Regions from separate parts of the Mus musculus genome. Here region 2 is linked to region 1. The links are chromatin loops, found by intact Hi-C in ENCODE. Cell type or tissue: left cerebral cortex. All regions are shown on one strand. Links, peaks and the distances in the headings refer to the core of each region. The heading gives the core; the rest is flanking DNA. Region 1 overlaps Thrb (thyroid hormone receptor beta). Region 2 overlaps LOC115488350.

Region 1 (2,804 bases), core at 54-2,553:
ACTCAAGTGTTTCATGTCTTATGATTTTTTTTTTTTTACTAAATTTTGGCACCATTGAAAAGTGGAAATCATTTCTGAAATCATAAGCTCAATGAAAACATTGCCAATTTGAAGATGTAAATTTCACATTAAATATATTATGCAATGGTTGTTGCACTTCAAATTACACACACATACCACAAAACACACACACAAAACACATACAAACACACCACACACACACACACCACAAACACATACACCACACACATAAACACAACACACACACACACACACACACACACACACACACACACACACACATACACACACCCCTTCTGAAAATGAAGATTATTGGACTTTTGCCTCCAACAAAGTTTTAAATGAGTAGGACAAGGACTTGGGCTGTAACTGGCATAGGAAGAGATTCTAAATGAAAGACTGCACAGAGAAATCAAGAGGAGAGCCATATTTCCCTCACAGGTATGATGGTTCTCTAAGATATCCAGCAAGTTTTCTGCTTCTTTTTTATTCCTTTGCTATTGTTTCCAGCACTAGAGAACAAACAAAGCGGGAAACTGGTGTACCACAAAGCTTTGCCTCATTCTCTAGCCAAGGCTTAACAAATTTCTGGAATTGTCATTTCCTCCTTTCACAGGTACAACAAATTCAACACTCACAATAATGGCACACTGATCAAAGAACTATTCATTGGCAATGTTAGGGGTTGGCAAATTGGTGGCATAGGACAACTTGTACTACCCAAGACAGACAGCATTTATCAAATGTTGCATTTTCATCAATGGAGTCAAGTCCCACAATTGTGAAAGGATTTCTAATCAATATCAGAGCAATCGTTAGGACACAAACATGAAGGACTTGCTCATAGGGTATCAAGGTGGAAACAAAAGAGTTAAAACATCATTGAGAAATACTGAGACAATGGAGTGAGTTACAGTTTCCTCCCATGCATGGTACACTTCTCTAGCTTTAGGCAGCTCTCAGCAGCCCAGCCAGCTTTCTGAATTCTGGAGTCAGATACTAACACCCATGAACAGGTGTGAAAACTTCCAACACATGGGGTATGTCTCTCCACTCCCTTGCTTAAAAATTCTTTTCTAAATGTAAATCCAGTGGCTACAGTGAGAGCTCAGTGGGAAAGAGCAATGGTTGTTCTTCCAGAGGATCCGGATTTACGTCCCAGCACCCACCTAACAGCTCACAATGTTCTACAACTACAGTTCTAAGGAATCCACAGCAACTATATGCATGTGGTGCACAGATAGACACAGAGCCAAAACACCCATACATCAAACAAACAAACAAACAAACAAACAAACAAACAAACACAGGCTAAAAAAAGAAGTATTGCAAAACCAGTCCAGGCTTTTTCCTGAGTGATAAAAGCAGGCTGACTGCGAATCTGATTCTGGTGCAATCCTTTGGCTGCAGATGTCAGATATTTGTCTCCTGGTTTATAACTGAAACTCAAGAAGCCAAAACCTTAGCCAAGGCTCAAGAAAAAAGTAGGAGTAACGTGTGCAGAACTAAGAACCTTGACACGATTAGTTTATCTTTTGTGAACTCTTTTAGGGTCATTTGTGAGATCAGCTTTACCCTGAGCTCCCTTGGCAGATATCAAACTTTACATTATTGTTAAATACTTACCTTTCAATACAGATTGGTATGAAGTATAAGAGATAGAAAAATTGCTTCAATTTAATACCCTGTATTCATTTCTTAACCACAGAGCAAACTAGAGAGGATCAAAGAGCACAAGGGCCCCTCCTTATGTCTTCCCCATTGTGTCACTTTATGTGGTAAGTGGTATACCTGGATCACAGGGTTGTACTGAGCAGTAAATCATATGAATGGCATGAACACCTACCTGTTTTATAGGAAGTCTCAGCAAATGTCGGCTCACTTTCCCTCTCTTCTGGCTTTTAGGGTTCTGATTGTTAGCCAGAACTAGAACCCATTTGTGCAATCCCCGAGAAATGGAGATTCAGGGCCACTGATTCAAAATCAACTAAGAGTTTCAAGATGGTGCCAGAAGAGAAATAACCAACCTTCAGGCCATAGCACACACAGCCAGCCCCACCATGAGACCACCTGAAACCTTCCATTCTGTAGCCTTCTGACTATACAAGGTCCCTATACCTAAAGCTCTTCTTTGCCTACTTGTAAAATTATTTTTAAAAAATAATGTTTTTTTTACGGGGTTGTGGAAATCTAGTAGCAAAATTTTAGAAAAGAATAAACACATTTTATTTATAAGTGTACACATTGTTAGTTTGTGTTTTGATAAGAAAGTACAAGAATAAAACTAACTCCAGTTTCACTAATAATGCAAATATTATTCTGTAGTAATATTAACACTATGATATAATTTGTTTTACAGAAAAAAATTATATTGTTTCTGAGTCTTTTAAACCTGTGCTCTCCCCCCACCCCAGTATATTTTTTATGTCTTACTATTTTATGAAATGCTTTTAACATCATATTTTCAAAGTTGCCTTGAGGTCCATCTTCCCAAATCCTTCTGACTTCAGATATCTGTCCAGCAAGTACCTGGGGGTAAATGCAGGGTTTCCGTTTCTGTGTGTGTCTCTGTCCTCTGACTGTATGTCTCTGTCTTTCTGTCTGTCTATCGCTGTCCTCTGTCTGTTTCTGTCATCTCTGTCTCTGTCTCTCCCCCTCCTCTGTGTGTGTGCACACTTGAGCATGTGTGTGTGTGAACATGTGTGTGTGTGTGTGTGTGTGTGTATGTATGTGTGCATTTAAATCATTTTATCAGAAAAAAAACCCTGTTTTTCCTATGATAT
Region 2 (2,804 bases), core at 194-2,693, 66 kb after region 1:
ATTCTCCCAGCAGCTGCGGCAGGCTCAGGCCACCCTGGCTCCGCCAGAGTATCAGAGACGAAATGGCTTCCGGGCTGTGCTCCCTGCCACTGCCCGAGCAACCCTCCACTCGAGTGCCCTGCGCACCTGCCGCTTATGTGCAAATGTCCCCCGCTACGACTCTGCGGTAACGGCGCCTTGTGCGCCACCCTCCCCCGGGGTCACGTAGCTGCGGGTCTGGTGGACACGCGTCCACCCACCCAACTGCAGGAGCGTGGAGGATCCATTTGAGCCATCATTCTTTTAGTTGAAGAGGTAGGAGTGTGACAGGGGGTGGGGTAGGGTATGAATGACAGGAGATAGAGGGGATCTCCAGGGGCACAACCCTCCTGAGTCGCCCGACAGGCGCGGCAGGTGTCACCGCGCTCCTCCTTCCGCCCCCAAACCACTTGTGGTGCGCTTGGAAACACGGGGCGCTCAGATCCTCCTGTGGCTCTGGACGCTCTGCTCCCCCACACCAATGGGCAATGCCTTGCTTGCCCTAAATGAGAAGTGCCCCCCCCCCCCAACACCTCACTGAGTGTGTTCCGGGTTGGTTCTACAAGTAGGGTTTAAAGGGACACCTCGTTATTTCGCCTCTGTCCTAGAAATATAAGTACAAAACCAGAAGACAAAAATAATCTCCACCCTGGAAGGGTTCTGCACTTGCAAGCATAGCGCTGAAATGTCCATACCTCAAGTTCCGAAGGTCAGGTTGGGAGAAAACAGCGGGCGACAGTGTGCTGTTCCAGATGACCCAGGCAGTCTTCCAGCTACGCCTTGGAGGTAGGTTTTATTGGAAAAACGCAGAGTGCTCAGAGAACTCGCAGCCAATGGGAAGTTAACAATTGCGACAAAACTACTTTGATTAAGGACCGAATACAATTATGTTCTTATGAACACTGTTAAAAAAAAATACCTTGAAAAATCTTTCTTCAACATACTCTTGTAACACGGTATAAAAGGGAATGATGTCTAGATCATTTTAAAGAGTTGTCTAGATTTCCCCACGGGTGATAAGGCCCCCCCGGGGGTGTTATTTGGGCAGTCCACAGGAAAGGAAAAAGAAGAAAGGCCAACACACCTCCTGTCACAGCATTAACAACTGTGGCGAGTCAGAAGCAGGACTCAGGAGAGAAAGCAGCTGCTAGAACGTTGCCTTTCCCCGCGGCCAGCACAGACTCGGCTGCCCTTTGAATTCTTTGTAAGAAATCCGTGTTTTATTCCTCACCCGGAATGAAGCTTCACTAAGAACTTGCCGGCTCTAGAGTGAAGGTTGTTTTGCAGGCGAGTTCCTGGGCTTTGCTCCAAAGCTGCCTTGGGAGGTTTTGGTTGGTTTGGAGGAAAGCTGCAGCTTCTCCTACCCAGTTCCTAACCAGACAGCCCCCTGGTGGCTGCAAGGAAAAGCCTGGCTTGGCCCAGGTCGGGGGGGGGGGGGGGGGGGGGGGAGACTTGTGAACAGCTCTGTAATAAGTTAGAAAGGGGAATTCAAGAGGCCCCTGGGAAACCCGGAATCCCTGGACGTTATACTTCTAGTATAATTCTGAGCTATGTTTTTTCTTAAATTCTTTCTGAAGAAAACCACATACTAAAAATGAACTATAACAACAACATCAAAAGATTACTTTTCTTTGTTCAGATGGTTTTGTCTGATTTCATTTTGCTTGGAAAGTTATGAAATGAGAATCAGTGAAAGTATTAAACGGCTTACAAGACTGGTTGTAACAGTGTTATATAATCGCAACGCTCCAACAGGAAATTTGGTAGGATTCTATTTGAATGGGTATTGAGAGAGCAGAGCTGGTGGGGTGGTGGTAAGGGGTTACCATAAGAATCTGTTACACAACACAGTGTCATGGGAATTCTCAGAGTCATGAGAACTCCTGGGAAAGCAAAAGATATCCTAACCTGGGAGCACAGGGTCTCAGGTGCCATCTTTGCTGGCTTGTGATGCACAGTTGCTTATTTTCAGAACCTAGGATCACAGTTCACCTACACCATCCTCCTGACCAGTCTATGAATTTCAAACTGATGATTCCAGTCAAGGAAGAAAGCCATCTGTTTGTTTCCTAAAGAACTATTAGGCAAGAAAGAGTATGAAACATGAAGCCCAACAAGAGCATGCATGGGTCACAGTGCAACTGGCCATAGATCTTTATTGAACATGGTAAAATGTGTTTTTAAAAATATTCTCTCTTAATTCCTGCATTTGTGAGCACTGCTTATCTTTTTAGCTTTCTTATATGACTACACTTTGTCCCTACCTACTGCGCCTGTGAATCAGAATCCAGTGGGAGAAATAAAGCACAAATTAGAATTGACCAGTTATCAAAGATGGTAGTTATGACAAGGAATGCCATGTGGGATTGGGTGTGGAGTGGGGCCATCCTCTAAGAACTCAGACACAGGAAGTTCTTGAAGGTTTGTGGAGTTGTGGACAGATTTCCTGAGGGGGGTGGAACATTAAATCATTTCATTAACCAAACAGCTTTCTCTGGAGCCTGCTGCTCTGCCCTGAGACCTAGCCCTGGAGAATCTAAATCGTTACGTTCATTATATGAAAGTCCCAGGCATTCTGGCCTAAAATTGTAAACTCCCCCCACCCCCCACAGCCTTTGACAGACCACTTAGGGAAGATGACAGTTTCAAAACCAATGGGTGGCAGTGAGAAAGACACAAAGTCATCTTTTAGTGTCTCTGGGGTACCATTCCAGTGTCCCTCCATAGCTATTGGGATCTGCAGGTGACTTAACTCCATATGTAAAATGGCATAGTATTTGCATGTA

What was found. A loop is a pair of places that touch in the nucleus more often than their neighbours do. Peaks named below come from ENCODE experiments on the same cell type or tissue, not always from the same donor. Only the 100,000 strongest peaks of a DNase experiment are listed, where the experiment ranks them.
Region 2: a loop joins it to region 1, with 2.2 times the contacts of the local background. A loop is called at or near these places in 4 of 42 quality-filtered maps.

What each region holds. Positions count from the first base shown.
Region 1 is chr14:17,723,411-17,726,214 of GRCm38, reverse strand. All of the region lies in intron 1 of Thrb (thyroid hormone receptor beta), which reads right to left. Among named protein-coding and RNA genes, the nearest start is that of Thrb, 64 kb to the right of the region's middle. In left cerebral cortex, for the core only: no CTCF peak of the experiment used is centred there; a DNase peak (open chromatin) is centred at 1,038.
Region 2 is chr14:17,657,754-17,660,557 of GRCm38, reverse strand. LOC115488350 reads left to right here. Exons shown (of 3, transcript XM_030248233.1): 2 at 1-294; 3 at 627-642. The coding sequence ends at 270. It also overlaps a transcript of Thrb not described here. Among named protein-coding and RNA genes, the nearest start is that of Thrb, 1.8 kb to the left of the region's middle. In left cerebral cortex, for the core only: a CTCF peak has its summit at 1,391 (motif pointing left); DNase peaks (open chromatin) are centred at 321, 719, 1,320 and 1,863; H3K4me3 peaks cover 1,197 bases; H3K27ac peaks cover 1,574 bases.